Regions from separate parts of the Homo sapiens genome. Here region 2 is linked to region 1. Evidence: read pairs that join two places in POLR2A ChIA-PET (ENCODE). Cell type or tissue: PC-3. All regions are shown on one strand. Each heading gives the region's core, and the rest is flanking DNA. Links, peaks and the distances in the headings are about the cores only. Region 1 holds the start of LOC124903601 (small nucleolar RNA U13). Region 2 has its middle 27 kb from the start of CHST14.

Region 1 (8,000 bases), core at 1-8,000:
TCTCAGCTCACTGCAACCTCCGCCTCCCGGGTTCAAGCGATTCTCGTGCCTTGGCCTCCTGAGTAGCTGGGATTACAGGCACAGTGCCACCATACCTGGCTAATTTTTTGGGGTTTTTTTTGTTTTTTTGAGACGGAGTCTCGCTCTGTCGCCCAGGCTGGAGTGCAGTGGCATGATCTCGGCTCACTGCAACCTCTACCTCCCAGATTCAAGTGATTCTCCTACCTCAACCTCCTGAGTAGCTGGGACTACAGGCGCCCACCACAACACCTGGCTAATTTTTGTATTCTTAGTAGAGATGGGGTTTCACCACGTTGGCCAGGATGGTCTCGATCTCCTGACCTCGTGATCTACCCGCCTCAGCCTCCCTAAGTGCTTGGTTTACAGGCGTAAGCCACTGTGCCCGGCCAATTTTTTGTATTTTTTTAGTAGAGATGGGGTTTCATCATGTTGGCCAGGCTGGTCTCGAACTCCTGACCTCAGGTGATCCACCAGCCTCGGCCTCCCAAAGTGCTCGGATTACAGGCATGAGCCACCACGTCCAGCCAAAAATATCTCAATATAATCAAATCTGTACTTCTCTTATGATGAATAAAGATAACCATCTTTTCATTTGTTGAAGAGCTACTGGTATTTGCCTTTCTATGTAATAATATTATAAGAAAGATTAATTTAATAAAAAAACTAAAGACTTGCTATCTATTGTTTTATATTAGTTAATAAATATAAAGGTTTATATATTATATTGTTTCATCACTATTAAAACTATAAACAGTACAATGGCCATATTAATCAGATATAGCAGTATACTAAATTCTGCAAATAACTGGTTTTCTGAATTAATCCTAAGTATTCCACAAAAGGAACACAAAAATAAGAAATAAAAATAATATTAATTTATAACTTTTTAAATATAATTTGAATATTACTTACTGTATCAAAAGAAGATTTTCTCCTGTTTCTGTTTCTAAAAATAAAATTAAAATTAAATTTGTCCAAGGATACACTGATAAAGCATTAGAAAAATTACTTAAGGACAGCTGGGCCCGGTGGCTCATGCCTGTAATCCCAGAACTTTGGGAGGCCGAGACGGGTGGACCACGAGGTCAGGAGTTCGAGATCAACCTGACCAACACGGTGAAACCCTGTCTCTACTAAAAATACAAAAATTAGCCAGGTGTGGTGGCGTGCACATGTAATCCCAGCTACTCAGGAGGCTGAGGTAGGAGAATTGCTTGAACCTGGGAGGCAGAGATTGCAGTTAGCCGAGATCGCACCACTGCACTCTAGCCTGGGCGACAGGGCAAGCAAGACTCTGTCTCAAAAAAAAAAAAAATACAATAAAATTTTTAAAAAATTACTTAAGGACATTAACAACATTTAAAAAAATTATTAACTGCTGGACGTGGTGGCTCACGCCTGTAATCCTAGCATTTTGAGGCCAAGGCAGGCGGATCACTTGAGGCCAGGGGTTCGAGACCAGCCTGGCCAATATGGTGAAACCCTGTCTCTACTAAAAATACAAAAATTAGCTGGGTGTGGTGGTGCATGCCTGTAATCCCGGCTACCTGGGAGGCTGAGGCAGGAGAATCGCTTAAACCCAGGAGGCAGAAGTTGCAGCTGAGATGGCACCATTGCACTGCAGCCTGGGGAACAACAGTGAAAATCCGTCTCAAAATAAATAAATAAATAAATTTACTTACTATCCACTCTACTCTCTACTCCCAAGACTCAAGGTATACTTTTTTTGTTTTTGAGACAGAGTCTTGCTCTGTTGCCCAGGCTGGAGTGCACTGGTGCAATCACTGCAGTCTCAATCTTCTGGACTCAAGTGATCCTCTCACCTCAGCCTCCTGAGTAGCTGGGGCTACAGGAATGCACCCCCACACCTGGCTAATTTTTTATTTTTTGTAGAGACAGAATCTCACTATGCTATCCAGGTTGGTCTTGAACTCCTGGGCTCAAGCGATCCTCCCACCTCAGACTGCCAAAGTGTCGGGATCACAGGTGTGAACCACTATGCATGGCCCATCATATATTTTTTAAGCAATAAGATAGACAATAAGTTATATTAGTTGTCTGGTTAGATAGCTACAGTAAAATTTTTTAAAAAGCAGATTTAGCAGGAATTATAGTAACATACTTACCTTCCATTTCTGACTTTCTCACTATTTTCATATGAGACTCCGTCTGGAATACCCTAGAAGAGAAAATAAAGATTATTGAAAACCTGCAATTTGTAATCATTATCTTTTGGTGTTGATTTATAGTCTGTGTTGAGATAGGTCAAGATAATACTTTGATTTTAGCTTCCTCTTTGCTATGCCATATACTCCTAGTATTTCAAATGCCAAAAGTAGTTTACCACAATAAAATCTGCTATAGTTTTGTTTTTATTTTTGATTTTAAACAGGGTCTCGCTTTGTTGCCCAGTCTAGATTGCAGTGGTGCGATCACAGCTCACTGTAGCCTCAATCTCCCAGGTTAAAGTGATCATCCCACTTCAGCCTCCCGAGTAGCCTCACCAACAAGCCTGACTAATATTTTTTATTTCTAGTAGAGACAATGCTGTTATAGTTTATTTATTTATTTATTTATTTTTAACTAAGATTCTGAGCCATTTGTTACTGCAGAGGTTATAATTTTTAAATGAGCTCTGACTTAGTAATTATTATATCCCTCTCAATCACCTAAAATATTCATTTAATTCAACAAGTATTTATTAAACACTCACTATATACCTGGTATCATACTAGGGCCTGGGATACAAACACATGATCCTTGACTCAAGGAGCTTCCACTATAAATAGAGCTAGAACAGTGATTATAAACATTATTTCACTGGCTTTTGTTATTAACAGTTCAGGTATGGTAGCATGGACTCCATAGGAAGGGATCCCTTTTCACTGGGCTGGTTAAGAATAAGCTTCAAGGAGCATTTGACATCTGCCTTGAATCCGACCAGTTCATTCTAATTCTGCTAATATTAGGTATCACTCACTATATAGAAGCTATTCTTTTTTCTTTTTTGAGACAGGGTCTCACTCTGTTGCCCAGGCTGGAGTGCAATGACACTATCATGGCTCACTGCAGCCTAGAACTCCTGAACTGAAGCAATCCTCCAGCCTCAGCCTCCTAAGTATCTGGGACTACAGGTGCAGGGTATCATGCCTAGCTAATTTTTTTTTTTTTTTTTTTTTGTAGAGATGGGATCTCGCTAAGTTGCTTGGGCTAGTCTCGAACTATTGGCCTCAAGCAATCCTCTGGCTTCAACCTCCCAAAGTGCTGGGATTACAGGCGTGAGCCAGCACACCCGGCCCCTAGTACAATGTCAAATAACAGTTGGATATCATTGTTTTGTTCCTGACTTTAGAGGGAATGCTTTGTTTCTCTTTTAAACATAATACTGAATAACCCTTTGAAGAATAACTAATGTTTAATCAAAACAGATTATTCAAGTCAGTACCAATACATTTGGTTTGATACACAAAATACCAGTACCTATAATATTTTAGTTATTTCTGCTTTCAACTTACTTTATAGTATCTGCAAAGCTGACTCGACGAGAGTTTTTCTTATTTCTCAAAGCATTGGATTCCTAAGGGCAGAGAATATATGGTATAATTCTTAATAAAATCACTGTGAATTACATCTCCAGAGTACTATAGACAGAGATCAAGTCCTTTTTTTTTTTTTTTTGAGATGGAGTTTCGCTCTTGTTGCCCAGACTGGAGTGCAACGGTGTGATCTTGGCTCACCACAGCCTCTGCCTCCCGGATTCAAGCGATTCTCCTGCCTCAGCCTCCCGAGTAGCTGGGATTACAGGCATACGTCACCACGACCAACTAATTCTGTATTTTTAGTAGGGATGGGGTTTCTCCATGTTGGTCAGGCTGGTCTCGAACTCCCGACCTCAGGTGATCGGCCCACCTCGGCCTCCCAAAGTGCTGCTGGGATTATAGCCATGGGCCCCTGCACCCAGACAAGTCTTTTTTTTTTTTTTTTTTTTTTCCAAGACGGTTTTGTTCTGTCGCCCAGGCTGGAGTACAGTAACTCGATCTCAGTTCACTGCAACCTCTGCCTCTCAGGTTCAAGTGATTTTCATGTCTCAACCTCTAATTTTTTGTATTTTTAGTAGAGATGGGGTTTCACCATGTTGACTAGGCTGGTCTCAAACTCCTGACCTCAAGTGATCCTCCCGCCTCAGCTTTCCAAAGTGCTAGGATTACAGGCATGAGCCACTGCACCCGGCCAGAGATCAAGTCTTATTCTGAATTACTTCTTCACATTTTGTAGTATGTGTCAGAATTTCCTTCTTTTTTTCAAGGCTGAATGATATTTCACTGCATGTATATATTACCACATTTTGTTTATCCATTCATCCATCAATGGACACTTGAGTTGCTTCCACCTTCTAGCTAATGTGAATAATGCCGCTATGAACATGGGTGTACAAATATCTCTTTGAAACTCTCCTTTCAATTCTTTTGGATATATATCCAGAAGTGGAATTGTTGGATCATATGGCAATTCTATTTTCAATTTTTTGAGGAATTGCCATACTGTTTTCCATAGCAGCTGTACCATTTTATACCCCCACCAAGAAAGCACAAGTGTTCCAATTTCTCTGCATCCTCATCAACACTTGTTATTGTCTTTTACTTTAACCATCCTAATGGGTGTGAGGTGATATCTCATTTAGGTTTTGATTTACATTTCCCTAATGGTCAATGATGTTGAGCATCTCTTCATTAGAATACACTATTTTTACCTTCCTTCCCCACCTTCTTTAACAAGAGCAAACATTTCTACTCACATAAATACCATACACAAAAACTAAAAGACATTAAGGATGAGCTTGCTGTCAAGTAAAAACATAAAATAATAATAATAATCAAAAGACAGAAACAAAATCCACAGAGAGTTTTACTGGGTTAATTCTGAATACCTAACCATAAGTCTTATTATAATAAAGAATCAGAAATGGTAACCCCTCTGCATCAAAGCAGTGATGTGATTAAGGCCCTAGAAGATGCTACAGGTAGCCTTGAGCTTAATATGACAATACTGACATGGTAAACACTGGGACTAACAGAGACTAATATATTTCTTACTGAAAAAAAAGAATACTGATCTTTTCGTAGTTCATAAGTGTGATTGGGTTTTCACACGCATGTGTGAGATGTGCTTTCTTCAAACTTTGTTACGATGTTGGCACATTATACATCTGACATGAAAAAAGAAAGGCCCAGCACGATGGCTCATGCCTATAATACCCACACTTTGGGAGGCCCAGGCAAGAGGATCACTTGAGCCCAGAAGTTCAAAACCAGCCCAGCCAACATAGCAAGACCCTGTCTATACTAAAAACAAAAATTTTTTAAGGGCTGGGTACAGTGGCTCACGCCTGTAATGCCAGCACTTTGGAAGACCAAGGTGGGTGGATTACTTGAGCCCAGGAGTTCAAGACCAGCGTGGGGCAACATGGCGAAATCCTGTCTCTATAAAAAATAAAAAATTAGCCGGGCATGGTGGCATGTTCCTGTAGGCCTAGTTACTCAGGAGGCTAAGGTGGGAGGATCTCTTGAGCCCAGGGGGAGGAGGTTGCAGTGAGCCATGATCGCACCATTGTACTCCAGTCTGGGCAACAGTCAGACCCTGTTTCTAAATAAATAAATAAATAGCTAAGTATGATGGCATGTGCCGTAGTCCCAGCTACTCAGGAGGCTGAGGCGGGAAGATTGATTGAGCCCAGGAATGCAAGGCTGCAGGGACTTATGATTGTGCCACTACACTCCAACCTGGGTAAGAGAGGGAGATGCCATTCCTAGAAAAAAGAAGAAAAATGAAAAATCAAGAATGCCAGTATATTCAAGTGTTTGGAAACTCATGGGATGCTTACACATTTCCTCTTCAAATAGCTAATAAACTTCTTGACTTAAAAATATAACTGAAAATAGTCATCTATAAAGTATTTGCACAAAAGACTTACCTGAACTCTTTCATTCCCACCTCTGAGGTCCTGAAGAGGACTCCTTGGGGGTTTCAATATCTAGGGTAACAATTAGAATTATTCAAAAAAAATCTGGCATATCTATTAAGAATCAGTTTATTTCAAGTTATATCATAGGTAGAAAGCTAAAATTTTCATTAAAAACTCTGAAACTCCTCAAATTCATTCTGCTCAATGCTATACCGTGTGGCAGATTTAAATATCTGACATCTATTCCCTTCTACCTGCCCATCCTCTCCAATTATTCTACCCGCTCTCATCCCACATGGTCTGAGTGAATGCCACACCAACTCTAGGGTAAAACACATAGCTCTGTCTAGAACAATCTGATATTCTCTTGTCAATGATGATTTGTTCAGGAATGAGGACTTGACCCATATCAGGATAATCAAGCTAACATGATTCAATTCTGAGTCTTTTCTGTTTTCAGGAAAAAGACACTATTCTTCACGTAGGACTTGGGCCTGGAAGTAAAAGAGCTAGATGTATCACAGTAATTATAGGGAAAGAATCTATCTGCTGGAGATTACCCAGAGGAAGCACTAAGAGTAGAAAAAGCAAAAGGAAATCCTAGTACTGGTGTCATGGTTAGAATCTCTGGTCAGTAAGTGTGCCTAAAGCCATCCCTTCGTTGGATTTTTTAGTATCATAACCCAACACATTTTGTGCTTAAAGCAGTTTGGGCTGGGCACAGTGGCTCACGCCTGTAATCTCAGCGCTTTGGGAGGCTGAGGCAGGAGGATCACTTGAGGCCAGGAGTTTGAGACCAGCCTGGGCAACATGGCAAAACCTCATCTCTTCTAAAAAATAAAAAAATTAGCCACACGTGGTACATGCTTGTAATTCCAGCTACTCAGGTGGCTGAAACACGAGAATCGCTTGAACCCAGGAGGCGGAGGTTACAGTGAGCCGAGATCACACCACTGCGCTCCAGCCTGGGCGACAGAGCGAGACTCTATCTCAAAAACACAAAAGCAGTTTGGGTAGGTCTTCTGTCTCTTGCAACAGCTTTGTACCACAGGTTAAACATATCTTTTAAACAGCTTTATTGAAGTATAACTTACATAGCATAAAATTCATAAAATTACTACAAAATTCATAAAGTATGAATTTTGGTATATTTACAGAATTGTATAACCACGTTAAATATTTGAGTCTTTATCTAGAGAGCAACAGGAAGCCAGTAAGGGTAGGATGGTGAAGCCACAGTCAAAACTACTGTGATATATGGTTATCATTAAATAAAAGCTGACAATTATTAATTCAAGAAAGTCTTTCTTACTGAAGAATGCCGTCTTCTAACAGGTCTCTCTATATTGTCACTGAAAAAGGAAAACAAAATTATATACACAGTGATTTAAAAAAATGAATTCACAAAAGGCATCATCACAGCACCCCTTACATGCTTTCAAACTGGTCATCACTTTCTCTTAGCACTCTGGCAAGCAAAATTTATATACAAGACTTTAAATTCAGTTAGGAATTCAGTGTTTTAAAATACATATTGTGTACTACGAGACTATCTCTTGAATAATTATCAGTACAACATAATTTACCATATTTATAGAGGTATAATAATAAGATAAATGGGCTATAAGTCAAGAGACGCTAGCTTTGGTTTTACTACTATACGATTTTTAGACCAGGTTTTGAAAATTCAAATGCCTATGAGGCTAAACAGATAATTTTTTAGGAGCAAGAAAAATAGGTAGTGTTGAGATTATAATAATCTAGAGAATTCCTCTCTCACCTAAAGGTCAGTCATTCCTCTGCTGTGGTTAGTTGTTGCCAAACAAGAATAGGAGCCCAGTGTTGCCACGCTTGATTTTTCAAGAGAAGCTGAAAACCCGATTGTACAAAATTTTGAGATTTTAAAATTTTGGCAACTAATTCAAAAACTAAAAAATATGTGTAGGCCAAAGCCAGCCACAGTGGCCCATGTCTATACTTCCAGCTATTCAGGAGGCTGTGGCAGGAGAATCACTTG
Region 2 (16,743 bases), core at 3,328-11,327, 110 kb after region 1:
ATGTTAACAAGATTCAACCGTCAGGAGATATTTAAAACATTTTCACAAAGTCTCCTTCCTATGGCATCTCTTAGCCACCCTTCCCATCTGTTTTCCTTCTACTTTATTAATCTGATCCCAGAGTTGCTTTATGCACCAACACACACAGAGGAATAAGCTCCCCTCCTTTTTACACAAAATATAGCATACTCTTCACACTGCTCTATATCTTGCTTTTTCCCCTTAATATATTTTAAAGATCTTTTCATTTATTTATTTTTAAAATTTATTTATTTAGAGACAAGGTCTCACTCTGTTGCCCAGGCTGGAGTGCAGTGGCGCAATCATAGCTCACCTAAACCTTAAACTCCTAGACTCCAGAGATCCTCTCACCTCATCCTCCTGAGTAGCTGAGACTACAGGAATGTGCCACCACGTCCAGCTATTTTTATTTTTTCGTAGAGATGGGGCTCACTTTGTTGCCCAGGCTGGTCTCAAACTCCTGGCTTCAAGCAGTCTTCTCACCTCGGCCTCCCAAAGTGCTGAGATTATAGGTGTTAGCCACCTTGCCCAGCTGAAAATCTTTATATATCAGCTTATAGAGAGCTTTCTCATTAAAAAATATTTTTCAAATAATACGATATTATCTCACTGTATGAATGTACCATAACTTAATTTTCCAGTCCTTTTATCTGTGGGCATTTAGGTTGTTTCCAATGTTTTGCCATTACAAACAATAATGCAGTGAATAACCTATTATACATGTCATTTTACACATAAGTTTATCTTTAAGGTAAATTTCTAAAGTGGAGTCTGCTGGATGGAAGGAAGTGCATTTGCAGTTTTGAGAGATATTGTCAAATTGCTCTCTGCAGAGGCTGTCCCACATCACCCTCCTATGCCCTCACCTACAGAGTGTGTTATCAAAGGTTTGGATGCTTGCCAAACTTTTCGTGAAGAAGGTTTTCAGTGTAGTTTTAATTTACATATATCCTACGAATGAGATTGAACATCTTTTCATATATTTAAAGCTCATTGTGTTTTTTTCCTGTGTATAAACTCTTATACCCTTTGCTCATTTTTTATTGGGTTATTAGTTTCGGGTTTTTATTTCTAAGAATTCCCATGTAACAGAGAAATTACGTTTTTTGTTTGTTTTGAGACAGAGTCTCACTCTGTCGCCCAGGTTGGAGTGCAGTGGTGTGATCTTGGCTCACTGCAACCTCTGCCTCCCAGGTTCAAGTGATTCTCCTGCCTCAGCCTCCCAAGCAGCTGGGACTGCAGGCATGCACCACCACACCTGGCTAATTTTTGTATTTTTAGTAGGGATGGGGTTTCACCATATTAGCCAGGCTGGTCTCGAACTCCTCACCTTGCGCCTGCCTCAGCCTCCCAAAGTGCTGGGATACAGGCGTGAGCCACCGTGCCCGGTCGAAAAATCAAGTTTTTGTGATGCAAGTTGCAAATATTTCCCCAAATTTTACATTGTCTTTTGACTTTGCTTACAGCATTTTTTCCATGCAGGAGAGTTTTTCTTTTTAGTGTGTTAAAATATGTCCATCTTTTCTTTTTGTGGCTGCTGGAGTTTATTCATAGACAGAAAGGTCTCCCCATTTTAAGGGAGGAGTTAAAAGAGCAGAACGTATTTTTTATATATATGTGTGTATGTATATATATTTTATATATATGTATATATACACACATATACATACACATATACACATATACACATATACATATATACACATGTATATACACATATACATATATACACATGTATATATACATATACATATATACCCACACACATATATATGTGTGTATATTTTTTTGAGATGGAGTCTTGCTCTGTCGCCCAGGCTGGAGTGCAGTGGCATCATCTCGGCTCACTGCAACCTCTGCCTTCCGGGTTCAAGCAATTCTCCTGCCTCAGCCTCCCAAGTAGCTGGGATTACAGGTACCTGCCACCACACCTGGCTAATTTTTGTATTTTTAGTAGAGACAGGGTTTCACCATGTTGGCCAGGCTGGTTTTGAACTCCTGACCTCAGGTGATCCGCCGGCCTCAGCCTCCCAAAGTGCTGGGATTACAGGCATGACCCACCACCCGGACAACATATTGTATTTGTATAAGACTATTTGAAACAAAGCATCTATTGCATAATGTTGATCCCTACTCCTGCCCTACATTAGTACATACAATAAATAAGCATATGATATGATAATATGATCCAAGGTGACTTTTTTTTTGAGACAGGGTCTTATTCCATCACTCAGGCTGCAGTGCAGTGGCACGATCATGGCTTACTGCAGCCTTGACCTTCCCAGGCTCAGGTGATCCTCCTGCCTCAGCCTCCCAAGTAGGTGGAGTAGCTGGGACTATAGGCACATGCCACCACGCCTGGCTAATTTTTTTGTTTTTTGTAGAGATGGGGTTTTGCCATGTTGCCCAGGTTGGTCTCAAACTCCTGTGCCCAAAGCAATCCACCCACCTCAGCCTCCCAAAGTGTTGAGATTACAGGCGTGAGCCGGCTGTTACTGCCTTTTTAAACAAATGTCCATCTTCAGATTTTTAAAAGATACTTTTCTTTATTATGTTCTAATTAACATAAAAAACAAATTTAATTCCTTAGCCAATCACCAGATTCAGAGCTGGATAGCAGATTCAGAACTAAAGACATGGGGACACCTCAATTTAGAGGACATTTTTATCAAATGCACTCATTTCACATCAAAGAAAGAAGTATCCATGAAGAGGATTGATGCCTATAACATATGCAAAACTTAAATATTTTAGAACAGAAGACTCAAAGCACAATCATAACAAACTGGATCCACTTAAATCCATCAAAAATCAATACATATCTAGCAGGTGCCTGCTGTGGTAAGGCACTGCTAGGCACTGTGGGGAATATAAAGAAATGAGAGGTCATTGTTCATGTTTACCCTTTCACATTTTACATAAATTTGCACATAATCATATGACATATGACAATGTGGGTGGTAAGCCATCTTTCCAAGGTTTTCAGCTAGCAAGTCATCTAGAAACTTTGGCCAGGAGAGAGCAAATACGAACAACCATGATTTTTGTTAATAAAATTGAGAGGAAAACAGTTGATACTTACTAATTTTAAGAGCAATAAGGAGACCAGACTACAGCCTCCTTCATATGGAATCTTCTTGCCCTGTCTTTGCATCTGCCCTCCAATTCAGTGAATGGATGTGGAGATTGGTCATCTTGCCACTCCTTCATCCTCCTATGCCTCCTCATTCCATCTTGGGGGTACACTTTTATGACTACTGCCTTTGGTGCAATAAATGATTACACACTCTTTTATTATCCCTATTTTATGCAATGTGTTTTAAGTGTTATTTAATGTGTTTAGGGGCAGTAATGGTAGGTAAGTTGGATGGTGAAGTCTGGAATACAACTCAACATTTTGCATTCATCCTTATAGAAATAATTTCCATGTATAAGTTGTAGCAGAGGACAGATGCGGTGGCTCACACCTGTAAAGCCAGCACTTTGGGAGGCCGAGGCGGGCAGATCACCTGAGGTCAGGAGTTCAAGACCAGCCTGGCCAACATGGTGAAACCCCATCTCTACTAAAAATACAAAAAATTAGCCAGACGCAGTGGCACGTGTCTGTGGTCCCAGCTGCTCAGAAGGCTGAGGCAGGAGAATTGCTTGAACCTGGGAGACGGAAGCTGCGGTGAGCCGAGATTGTGCCCACTGCACTCCAGCGTGGGCAACAGAGTGAGACTTCAACTCAAAAAAAAAAAAAAAAAAAGTTGTAGCAGGGATGGACAGCTGTTTACCAGACTTCATGCTTTTCTTTGTAGTGTAGTGTATTGCTAGGAAAAAGCTTCCCATCCAGGAACTGTCTTTCCAGCTCCCTTTGTGTCTAGGTGGGACCAAGTGATAAATTCACATGATGGAATATGAACAGAAGTAATTGTGTACCACTTGCAGGCCAGTTTAAAGAAATATGGGCCAGGCATGGTGGCTCACACCTGTAAACCCAGCATTTTGGGAGGCCGAGGCGGGCGGATCACAAGGTCAGGAGTTTGAGACCAGCCTAGCCAATATGGTGAAACCCCGTCTTTACTAAAAATACGAAAATTAGCCTGGCGTGCTGGCGGGCGCCTGTAGTCCCAGCTACTTGGGAAGCTGAGGCAGGAGAATCACTTGAACCCAGAAGGCAGAGGTTGCAGTGAGCCGAGATCATGCCACTGCACTCCAGCCTCGGCAACAGAGCGAAACTCCATCTCAAAAAAAAAAAAAAAAGGAACACGTGTACCTTCTCCAAGTTCTCTCTTTGCTGATTGGCTGCATGGATGACAAAGCCAAGGGGATAATGAAGCTGTGTGATGAGGAATCACCTAGGCATGAATCACCAGAGGAGGAAAGGCACAAGGCACCCAACTGACCAGTAATATTAGCACTGGATTGTTACGGGTAGTAGAAATAAGCTTGTTATATTAAACCTGTTATATGTTGGGATTATGTGTTACAATAGCTAGTGTTACCCACGAAAGAAAACAAAAAATCCTTTCATTGTAAATTGCATTTTCTTGGAATTTAACTTCAATATGGAATGTAGACCAGTCCTCTATTTCAGGTATGTAAATTTGGGCCTTCTGTCCTTATGGAGATTATAATTTAGTTAACTATCTTTAGCCATGTCGTCTTTTATCATTTAGTGACCTGAAGGAATTACAGAAAGTCTAAAATGAAATTTGCATAAAAACATAAGGTAGAAAGGGATAGTATTATGTTCATTGAGAAAATCAGGATCCAAGAGTATCCAGGCTGGAATGATGGGTCAAATAAGAACACAAACTTTACGCATGCCTTAAAATGATATGCTTTCACAGATAGTGGTTTGAAACAGTAATGATTCAGGCATTATTTTGAATTGGAAGATACAACATTTGATGAGTAATGTGGGGGGAGGGAGGGAATTATTTCCACCATGTGCAAGGAAAAAGTGATTCTGTGCTCCACAAGATGAAGGTTATTCTCCAGTTACCTGAATAAAGTATGTGGGTCAGAATGTTTTAAATTGTCATTTATATATTTGAACGGGTTAATTTCTCCAGACATAGGGACTTCTGTCTCCTTGGAAGACTCTGTGTATTTGAAAAACGACAATAAAATACATACGAGAAAGACTGGATTCAAAAGATGAATACTTATAATCTTTTTATATACTAAAACTCACATTTATAGAAAAATGGTGACTCATTCTATGGCAGACTCAGTCTAGGTGATGACCTCAGTGATGAAATAGAATATTGTTCTGAGTGAAATTACCATAACAATAATAAATCATATTTATAGGGCTCCAGAGCAGTGCTGTACAATAGAAATGTAATGTGAGTCACATATATAATTTTAAATTTCTAGTAATCACATTTAAAAAGTAAAAAGGAACAGGTGAAATTAATTTTAGTAATGTATTTTATTTAACCCAGTATATCCAAAATATTATCGTTTCAACATGTATTCAATACAGAAAAACTGAGAAATTTTACATTTTTTCCCACTAAGTATTCAAAATCCAGTGTATTTTTTACACTTATAAAACATCTCAATTCAGACTAGCCATATTCCAAGTTCAATAGCTACATGTGGCTAATGGCTGCTGTATCAGACAGTATAGTTCTAAAGTATTCATCCACAGTTTCATTTAATCTTTGCAGAAATATTTTGCCATAGGTATTATTATTCACATTTTGCACATAATGTTTTCACAGAAATAAGGTAAAGACACACAGCCATAATGGAAGAGCAAGGGCTTGAATGCAACTTAGCTGATAACCAGTGTATCCCAAGGTTACGTGGATTGATGTCAAGTCCAACAGAACTAGCTTCAAATCCTGGCTCTGACATTTATTAGCTGTGTTACCTCAGGCACATTTTTTCACTCTGACACATGGTTTCATTATGGAAAATGTTGATAAGAACCCTAATTGGCCAGGTGAGTGGTTCTCATCTGTAATCCCAGGGACTCAGAAGGCTGAAGCAGGAGAATCACTTGTGCCCAGGAGTTTGAGACCGGCCTGGGCAACATAGCAAGACCTGTCTCTACAATAATTTTTAAAAAAAGGCTGGGCGCGGTGGCTCACGCCTGTAATCCCAGCACTTTGGGAGGCTGAGATGGGCGGATCACCTGAGGTCAGGAGTTGGAGACCAGCCTGGCCAACATGGTGAAACCCCGTCTCTACTAAAAATTTAAAAATTAGCCAGGTGTGATGGTGCACGCCTGTAATTCCAGCTTTTTGTGAGGCTGAGACAGGAGAATTGCTTGAACCCAGAAGGTAGAGGTTGCAGTGAGCCGAGATCACACCACTTCACTCCAGCCTGGGTGACAGAGTAAGACTCTGTCTCAGAAAAAAACCCCAAAAAACAAAAAACTTAGCTGGACATGATGACATACACGTGTAGTCCCAGTTACTCGGGAGGCTGAGGTGGGAGGATGATTTGAGCCCAGGAGTTTGAGACCACATGAGCTATCATCACACCACTGCATTCCAGCTTGGGTGACAAAGACCCTGTCTCTAAAAAAGAAAAAAGAGAAAGAAAAAAAAAAACCTCATAGATTACTGTGGGGTTAAATGGGATCATGCATGCAAAGTGCTCAGCACAGCACCTGCCCCTGGCCAGTGCTCCATGGAAGTGAATGGTTATTGCCTTGGCAACAAGACCCTTTCCACCTTCACACGCTGCTTCCCAGGAGCTTCTCCTTCCATTCCACAAGGGTTCTTTCTCACTATGTGCCAAGAACCAATGTACTGGATGATGGTTCTGACTCCAAGTCTAGCCTCATCCTTCGCATCACAACTGCTTTGTTGTCGTTTTTGGTTAACATATTATCATCTGCCAGTAGCATACAGTATGATGACTTGACAAACTACAAAGCAAACCCAGAAATACGTGAAATCAAACCATACAGTCCAATTCTGAGACCCCCTCCAAAGAGCCCCCTCATGACTTTGGGGATTGCAGGAATACGTGCCACTCAGTGCTCAAACTGCCTGCATCCCTTCTTCAAGCCCTCTGCAATCTGCAAAAGTGAAGGGGGGGAAGCAGTATCCCTAAGCAGGGGCTGGGCATCCTCACAGCCTCCTCCCTGCCTGGCACTGGTATCCTCACCTATCTGCAGTGTGGTAACACGACCCTTTTCCCCCAGAGCCAGGTTGCCCGCAAGCCAGTAATGAAGTGTTTTTTACAACCCTGAAAGAAATACTTTAATAAAGCATGTGGTTGGATTATCGAACCCACAAGTATAAAAATATTGTGGTGCTCACACATGCAATGCATGCTGGTTAGTGACTGCCTCCAAAAATGTTTTACTTGCCATCACAGAGAAACGGGTGTATTGAAGATAAATGTTTTTAAAAGACCGACACGTAATGAAGTGAATCATAGTTCATTCACTCCTTCAACAAATACTGAACCCTACCACGGACCAGATGAGCAGCATGCTGGAGATGCAGTGGTAGGCAAGAAAGACAGAACTGCTGCCTTTGATGACCTCACCTTATAGAGGGGGATATAGACATGCATCAAATATAGAATTACAAGCTGTGGTAAGAGCTACAGAGGAGAAGGACACAGTGATCAGGGAGCAAACCACAGAGATCTGATCTGGTCTGCAGGTCAAAGGAGGCTGCCCAGAAAAGTAATGACTGAGCTGAGGGGGCACAGACTATGTAATAGAATGGGGGTCTAGGGGAGAAGCCTCAGCATAGGGGAGTGTCCAGGGATTATGCTAGGGTCACCTCGGGGTCTGGGATAACAGAACTCTCTATCAAAAACGTCTTTTATCCAGAGGCCCACTGGGTGTCTTGGGAAATGGCAGAGAGGATGCTGGGATTCAAGGTTGGGCTCTGGGGGCCAGGCGCAGTGGCTCACGCCTGTAATCCCAGCATTTTGGGAGGCCAAGGCGGGTGGATCACCTGAGGTCAGGAGTTCGAGACCAGCCTGGCCAACATGGTGAAACCCCGTCTCTACTGGAAATACAAAAATTAGCCAGGTGTGGTAGCACACCCCTGAAGTCCCAGCTACTTGTGAGGCTGAGGCAGGAGAATCACTTCAACCTGGGATGTGGAAGTTCCAGTGAGCCGAGATCACACCACTGCACTCCAGCCTGGGTGACAGAGCGAGACTCCGTCTCAAAAAAAAGGTTGGGATCCTAAATAAGAAAGGTAGAAAAATGCTGCCCCAAACTTCTGAGAGAAGCAAGCTGGGTGGGCAGGAACTCGTCCTAAGGTAGGAGAGCGCTGGGCCACATGAACACCATCTGGAAGAACTAGCTGGTGTCTCGTTCACAAGCCAGACTATTCAAGGTCTGGCCCAGACTCAAGAGAGCTGGGCTTGATGTCAGTGGAGAAACCATCCCTCCTCTCACATTAGCAGAGATGGCAGCTGCAGTTGAATGTCATGAGGGCCAGGGTAGTGGCCCTGTCTCTTTTTGGCAGCCAGAGGCCACAGCAGTAAGAAAAGGGCAGCTATACAGAGTGGTAGACATGGCAGAGGCAGGAGCAGCAAGGGCAGTTTCAGGTGAGAGTGAGTTGGCAGAGTCAGCCCAGTGGAGAGGAGGGGCCCATGGTGCTGAGGTCTCATCCAGTGACTTCAATGTGCTGGGGGCTTGTCTTAGAGATCATGGAATTGTTTTATGTCATTAACTGAGCTGCAGGTTGTCAGATTACGAAAACATGATGTTACAGCTTAGAAAATGTCCAGAATTGGGAGGTAACATGGCTCATAGTCCCTTGAAACAAGTGGCAGTCTCCTGGGGGACATTTTCAACAGCACTGAGTCAGAAGTGCAGTAACACCTGTGACATTCAGGATTTTTTTTTTTTTTTTTTTTTTTGAGACGGAGTCTCACTCTGTCGCCCAGGCTGGAGTGCAGTGGCACGATCTCAGCTCACTGCAAGCTCCGCCTCCCGGGTTCACGCCATTCTCCTGCCTCAGCCTCCCGAGTAGCTGGGACTACAGGCACCCACCACCACACCTGGCTAATTTTTTGTATTTTTAGTAGAGACAGGGTTTCACTGTGTTAGCCAGGATGGTCTCGATCTCCTGACCTCGTGATCCGTCCGCCTTGGCCTCCGAAAGTGCTGGGATTACAGGTATGAGCCATGGCGCCCGGCCGACATTCAGGATTTAAATAAGACCTGGGACATCAAAAACCTCATTTACTGCAGGCTCTGGCTCTTTGGGTGCCTACCACTTCCTCCCTTTTTGTAGATCCATTCATGATTGAGAAATATATCAAAAGAGGCAAGTAGAAAACCTTTATATTTATAGTTATTTAAGGAAATGCAAATACAAACCCACTAAAACATTTTTTATTTTTATTTTTTTAGAGACAAGGTCTTGCTCTGTCATCCAGGCTGGAGTGCAATGGTGCAATCATAGCTCACTGCAGCCTCTAACTGCTGGGCTCAAGCCATCCTCCCTTCTCAGCCTTCTGAGTAGCCAGGACTACAGGTACATGCCATCATCACACCTGGCTAATTTTTTAATTTCTTTTTGTAGAGAGAAGGGCTCACTATGTTGCCCAGGCTGGTCTTGAACTCCTGGACTCAAGCGATCCTCTTACCTTGCCTCCCAAAGTGCTGAGATTACAGGCATGAGCCACCTTGCACAGCCACTAAAATACTTTAAAACAAAATTGAAAAACCGCTTTTATTGTTCAACAGTTTAACATTCTTAGTATTTGCAATAGCTAAGCTGAAGGCACAAAGGTAAGCACAAGTAGATATATGGTGTCTATCTGCTTGAAATTCATTGGCTAATTGGGAGCCAGCCATTAATTAAATAATTGCCCTAGGAGATATATAATCACACATAGACAGGAGGGCCATAAAGATGAGGTGCATCTCACTGTGAAAGCTTATAGCAGGCCAACTTATCTACTGGAGGGGGTCAAGGAGGCTCCCCTGAGGAAGTGACAACTGGGAAGGTCTGAAGGATGACAGACAATGCAAGGTAGAAGCAGAGGAGGGAAAGCATTTAAGAGGGAACAGCATGTGCAGAGGCTCTGTGGTAGGCAGGGAAGCAGGTGTAACTGACACCTGAAAAGCCTATGTGGCTAGAAAAAGTGTTCTAGGAAGTGGAGGTGAGAAAGGAAGACAGGGTGGACCATGCAGGGTCTATGGCTGTGCTGAGTATGTAGGTCTTTATTCTATGGCTGTGCTGAGTATATGGGTCCTTATCCTAAGAGTGGAGGGAAGTTACTGAAGGATGTAAGCGGACTGGGCTGGAATGGGACAATGGAGATTTGGGAAGCTAGAAAGGAGGCTATTGCAATAGTTCAGACACAAGACAGTATTAGTCATCACCTTAATTGTGGCACTAGAGAAGGAGTAGAGATACAGAGAAGTGGAGGCATCTTGAAGATAAAACAAGATTGACGACTGACTGGAACATGGGGAGAAAAAGGGGTTAAGCAAGATTCTCAGGTGTGTGGCCTGTGAAACTGCATGAATAGAGGTCTTGTTCATCAAGACAGGAATAGAGTACAAAAGCAAGGCTTAGGCTGTGTGCAGTGGCTTATGCCTATAATCCCAGCACTTTGGGAGGCCAAGGCGGGTGGATCATGAGGTCAGGAGGTCGAGACCATCCTGGCCAACATGGTGAAACCCCGTCTCTACTAAAATACAAAAATTAGCCAGGTGTGGTGGCGCATGCCTGTAGTCCCAGCTACTCGGGAGGCTGAAGCAGGGGAATTGTTTGAACCCAGGAGGTGGAGGATGCAGTGAGCCGAGATCGCGAGCTACTGTACTCCAGCCTGGTGACAGAGCAAGACTCCATCTCAAAAAAAAAAAAAAAAAAAAAAGAATCTGGCACCTCCTCCTCTCTCCCTTGCTCCCTCTCACCATGTGACATGCATGTTCCCCCTCCACCTTCTACTCTGAGTAAAACCTTCCTGAGACCTCACCAGAAGCTGAGCAGATTCTGGTGCCACGCTTGTAGAGCCTGCAGAACTGTGACCCAAATAAACCTCCTTTCTTTGTAAATTACCCAGTCTTGGGTATTCCTTTATAAGCAATGCAAAACAGACTAACACACTTCTTCTTCTCCTCATTTTTCTTGGGGAGAAAAGCATGAATTTTGAACATGTCTAATTGTAAGTACCTTTGAGATGCCTAAATGGTGGTGCTAATTAGCATCTGGATACATGACTCTGTAACACAGAGGGTGAGCCCTGGGCTAGGGATCTGTATTTGAGATCACTGGCATGTATGGTACTTGAAACATCAGGCATTTGGCCAGGCATGGTGGCTCACACTTGTAATTCCAACACTTTCTGGGAAGCTGAGGCAGGAGGATTGGTTGAAGCCAGGAGTTTGACACCAGCCTGGGAAACCAAGCAAGACCCCATTTCTTAAAAAAAAAAAAAGAATGAAAGAAAAAGAAAATTAGCCGGGTGTGGTGATGCACACCTGTGGTCCCAATACTCAGGAGGCCGAGGAAGGACTGCTTGAGGCCAGGAGTTGGAGACTCCAGTGAGCTATTATTGTACCTCTGCACTCCAGCCTGGGTGGCAAAGTGAGACCCCATCTCTAAAAAAGAGGAGAAAAAGGAAACATTGGGCAAGAATGAGAGAGTTGGGAGAAAACATACTGTAAGAGAAAGAGGACTGGGGAAGACCTTGACAAGCCTCAACATTCAGTGACTGAATGTAGGAAATAACCCACAAAAGAGCCAGAAGAGTAGGCAGGGGTCAGAGAGTGAAGAGTAACACTAGCAGAGAGGGCTGTCCAGAAAGCTAAGGGAGGAGGGTGTTTCAGCAGAGAGAGTGTGATTCTCAGGACTGAATCCTGCTGGGAGGTCAAGAAAGAAGCCTGAGGATACCCACTGAATCCAGTGAGACAGAGGTCACTGATGACTGTGGGGAAAATGATTCTATGGAGTGACGGGGGCTGGAGTGGAGGAATGAATAGGAAGTTCAGAAATGGAGACAATGCATATAAATAACTCTTTCTAGAAGCTTGGGTATTCTATTAGCACACGCAATTGTGACGTTGAAACCACTGTATTAGGATTCACTGAGGCGAATAACATATTTCAATGGAAAAAGAGCCACTGTTTGTCAATAGGAAACCCACATACTAAAATAGAATTGGTGCCCCTCTTGATGAATCTGTGGAGCACTGATTCTGGTAGGACTGCTACATATATCCTGACATCAACAAGACAAATGTTCTTCATTTTGGGTACATACCTGCAAACCTAAACAGCATGATCTATATGTACAGATGGTTTGGTAGACAATTACTGATACAGGGGCATTTTTAGCCCTTTGATCTACTAGGAACAGGAAGTGGCAGAAAAAGAGACTAATCACAGTGATGGATGTTTCATCAGAACTACTGACTCACAGCATGTATCAGCACCCAGTTCTTGCCACCATTGCCTGTGGCACTTCAAACAGCACGGAGACCACTTCAAAACCACAAGGCAAGGTCTGCTATGGAAACACAAGCATGCGGCATTCATTCAATCCACAAATGAGAACTACGAGGGAATGGGAGATTTGGGGACTGAAACACACTAAAACCCACACTTTGATACCTGATCATGTTAGAAGCAGGAGATTATTTCATTCTGGATCTCAATACTTGAGACATTTTGACCCATTTGAAGACACTGACAACATTCACTTGGTACTGAATAGTCATCAGCACACTTCTTTTATCTGTGTGCATATACCAAAAATCTCCTAACCCTAATTGCTGATATCTGAAGTTTCGGTTTCGGCGGCAGGCACCCCTCCTTTTATTTTATCCTTTTTACCTAGAAAGCAGATCCTGAAAAGTTGAAATACATGTCAGCAGAATAGAGAGTGTTTGAAACTTTCAAATTGGTGTTCATTAAGGCAAGTATCTCACTGGTACATCATATTGACAGCAGCAATGCCTTGCACTAAGAGCGTTGGTACTTAAAAACGGCTTTGGGCATGCTTGAAACATATGTACTCATAGGCTGAGCATATATTAAAGGGAAGGGTTTTCAGAGACAGTTATTTGACAGTGACAGCTATCTATATTCATACATCAGGTATTTGCTTCTCCCTATCTGTAAGCTCCTCTTTGGGTTTAAGAAACACACCAGGGGTGGCTCACACATGTGATCTCAACTTTGGGAGGCCGAGGTGGGAGGATACTTGAACCCAGGAGTTCGAGACCCACCCAAGCAACATAGCAAGACCTTTTCTCTACAAAAAAAAATTTTTTTTGAGCAAAGGCCTTCTCACTGTCGCCCAGGCTGGAGTACAATGGTGATCTTGGCTCACTGGAACCTCCATTTCCCAGGTTCAAACAATCCTCCCACCTGAGTCTCCTGAGTAGCTAGCTGGGACCACATATTCCAGCCAACATGTCTGAATATATATATATATATATATATATATATATATTTTTTTTTTTTTTTTTTTTTTTTTGGTAGAGACCAGGTTTTGCCATATTTCCTAGGCCGGTCTCGAACTCCTGGACTCAAGTGATCCACCTGCCTCAGCCTCCCGAAGTGCTGGGATTACAGGCATGAGCCACCGTGCCTGGCCCAAAATTAAATAATAATAATAATAATAATAATAAGCCAGGCATGGTGGCATGTACCTGTGATCCCAGCTACTTGGGAGGATGAGGTGGGAGGACTGCTTGAGCCTAAGAGGTCAGGGATACAGTGAGTCGAGACTGTGTCACTGCACTCCAGCCTGGGTGACAGAGTGGGACCCAGTTTGTTTTAGTCAGGGTTCTCCAGAGAAACAGGACAAATGGGATATATACATAACATAGAAAGATTTATCCTAAAGAGAAGCCCCAAGATCTGTAGTTGGCAAGCTGGGGACCCAGGAGTATCAAAGGTATAGCTCCAGTTGGAGTCCAAAAGCCTGAGAAGCAGGAGAGGCAACAGTGTAAATTCTAGTCTGAAAGCTGGCAGGCTTTAGACCTATAAGAGCTTATGTTTCAGTTCAAGTCTGAGGCAGGAAAAGACCAGGATCCCACTCAAGGCAGTCAGGCTGAAGGAGTTATCCCTTTACTTTGGAAGGAAGGTTAGCATTTTGGTTTTATTGAGGCTCTAAACTGATTCAATGAGATTCACTCACATTAGGAAAGGCAATCTGCTTTACTCAGTCTACTCATTCAAATGTTAGTCTCTTCCCAAAGCATTCTCACAGACACACCCAGAATAATGTTTGGCCAAATATTTGGGCATCTCGTGGCCCAGCCAAGTGGACATGCAAAATTAACCATTACAAAAGTAGAGCACAGGAAGACCTGCTGCTGCACCTAAAACCAACAGTCACTCATTCTACCTGCTAGTTCACAAGATTACATCCAACAATAGTGCTAGTAAGTACTTTATACAAATGGCTGCAATTTATAGAGTATGACATGCATTATCCCAATCTAAGTCTCCAAACCCCGTTCTACACATCCAGAAACCAAGGCTGCAAGAAGTGAAGCAATTTACCCAGTGTCATACAGACAAGTCATGAACTGTGAATCTGAACCCAAGTCTGCCTGGTTTCCCACTCTCTGCTGTTAACCACTATGCCAAGCACCCCGAGGAGATTATGTCTTTACAAGGATAGAGGAGGAGGTGTTCTATTATGTGGTACACAGCTAAACTGAATAATATTTACAGGGATTCCAAGCATCAAAATCTTCTTATGCATAGTTTGAAAAAAATTTAAAATAGTAGATAAGTGAGAAAGGATTTTTTTTTAGCGCAAACCAAAAATGGTCAATGTTTATTACAATTTAAAACTTGAGGCTGGGTGCAGTGGCTCACGCCTGTAATCCCAGCACTTTGGGAAGCCAAGGAAGGCAGATCACCTGAGGTCGGGAATTCGAGACCAGCTTGACAAACATGGAGAAACACGTCTTTACTAAAAATACAAAATTAGCCAGGAGTGGTGGCACATGCCTCTAATCCCAGCTACTCGGGAGGCTGAGGCAGGAGAATCGCTTGAACCCGGGAGGTGGAGGTTGCGGTGAGCGGAGATCACGCCATTGCACTCCAGCCTGGGCAACAAGAGTGAAACTCCGTCTCAAAACAACAACAAAAACAAACTTCAGGAAGTTGATTCTCCATTTCTATTTATTTATTATTATTATTTTTTGAGATACGGTCATGCTCTGTCACCCAGGCTGGAGTGCAGTGGCACGATCATGGCTCCCTGCAGCCTCGACCTCCCGGGCTGAAGAAATCCTCCCGCCTCAGCCTCCTGAGTTGCTAGGACTACAGATGCCCGCCACCACTCCCTGCTAATTTTTGTATTTTTTGCAGAGATGGGGCTTTGCCGTGTCTCTACAAAAAAATGAGACTTCTGGGGCCCAAGAAATCCACCCGCCTCGGCCTCTCAAAGTGCTGGGATTACAGGCGTTAGCCACCATGCCCTCCTGGTTCTACATTTCTGAAGTCAACAAATAATAGCATGTGGATTGTAAAAGCTGCGGTGCTTAATATTAAAGCAAGAGAAAAACAAAACTTTTTTTTTTTATTAAGATAATGTCTTGCTTTGTCGCCCAGGCTGGGGTGCGGTGGTGCGATCTCGGCTCACTGCAACCTCCGCCTCCCGGGTTCAAGCGATTCTCCTGCCCCAGGCTCCTGAGTAGCTGGGATTACAGGCGCCCACCACCAGGCCCGGCTAATTTTTGTATTTTTAGTAGAGATGGGTTTTCACCATTTTGGCCAGGCTAGTCTCGAACTCCTGACCTCAGGTGATCGCCCGCCTCAGCCTCCCAAAGCGCTAGGATTACAGGCGTGAGGCACCGCGCCCGGCCAAAAACCGTAACTTTTGGGAAAAAGAAAAAATACATTCAAAGGAGTACACATAAAATATATGCACAGTTCGAAGAGTAGTACAATAAAGGTATTGTATTACTTTAGGTAGAGGTAAAGGTACCCCCTCTACCTGGGCGGGAAGGCTGCCTAGGGGTTGGCGCCCAAGCACCTGGGGACCGGCTTCCTCCAGCGAGGCGCTGCTCAGTACCCGCTCTGATTGAGCCTCTCCGCAGGCTGGTCTCGAACTCCTGCCCTCAGGCGATCCTCCCTGGAGCCTCTCCTGGAAACAAGCAGTTTCCAGCGCCGGCGATGGCGGTCCGCCCACCGTCCCCTTTGTCTCTGCCAGTCCTGGGGATGTGGCTCCCCTCAGCAGGCACCACGTTTTCCATGGCTGAGGCAAGGACAGGCCTCCTGCCAGGAAACCCAACATGGTGAGAAACCTGGTTGACTCTTGGGCCTCACTTTTCTCACCACGGAACCCGAGCGCCGGGGGAAGAGTTTCCCTGTGCCTGGTTCCTGGTGTAGGGCTCAGTGGCGGAGAGGGGCGTGGCTGATGTGGAAGCCCGATTTTCCTACTGTCTGCTCGGAAGATTTTCACTTCTCCGTGCCCCCGGCATCTGTCTCATCCTCAAATCTGAGCTCTAGGTTGTCGCTGGGGAAAATCTCGGGTCCGCATATTTGTTTTTGGCTTTCTGGGAGGCGGGGAAGTCAAGCCGCCATTTTAAAACAGGAAGTTCCCTTTCTCCCTGAATCATCTCGGCTCAGCCAGAAGTTAGAAGATGGAGGCGGCACTGGCTCACGACGAATCCCAGCGATGTGGGATGCCCAGGCGGGAGGATCGCCTGAGGGCAGGAGTTCGAGACCAGCCTCGGCAACATGGAAAGACCCCCCCGCCCCGCCCCCTCCTTTCTCCCCCGTCTCTACAAAAAATACAAAAATTAGTCGGATGGTG

What was found. Peaks named below come from ENCODE experiments on the same cell type or tissue, not always from the same donor. Only the 100,000 strongest peaks of a DNase experiment are listed, where the experiment ranks them.
Region 2: POLR2A ChIA-PET joins it to region 1 with 13 read pairs; 3 of 35 experiments call an interaction of 5 or more read pairs at or near these places.

What each region holds. Positions count from the first base shown.
Region 1 is chr15:40,604,445-40,612,444 of GRCh38, reverse strand. It overlaps KNL1 (kinetochore scaffold 1), which reads right to left. Exons shown (of 26, transcript NM_144508.5): 3 at 7,296-7,335; 4 at 5,993-6,052; 5 at 3,537-3,598; 6 at 2,148-2,200; 7 at 934-967. LOC124903601 (small nucleolar RNA U13) reads left to right here and starts at 5,133; the gene lies at 5,133-5,233. RefSeq lists a silencer at 1,054-1,265. In PC-3, for the core only: no CTCF peak of the experiment used is centred there; no DNase peak of the experiment used is centred there.
Region 2 is chr15:40,489,295-40,506,037 of GRCh38, reverse strand. No RefSeq gene overlaps it. Among named protein-coding and RNA genes, the nearest start is that of CHST14, 27 kb to the right of the region's middle. RefSeq lists an enhancer at 16,243-16,743. In PC-3, for the core only: no CTCF peak of the experiment used is centred there; DNase peaks (open chromatin) are centred at 6,937 and 7,427; H3K4me3 peaks cover 613 bases; H3K27ac peaks cover 1,754 bases.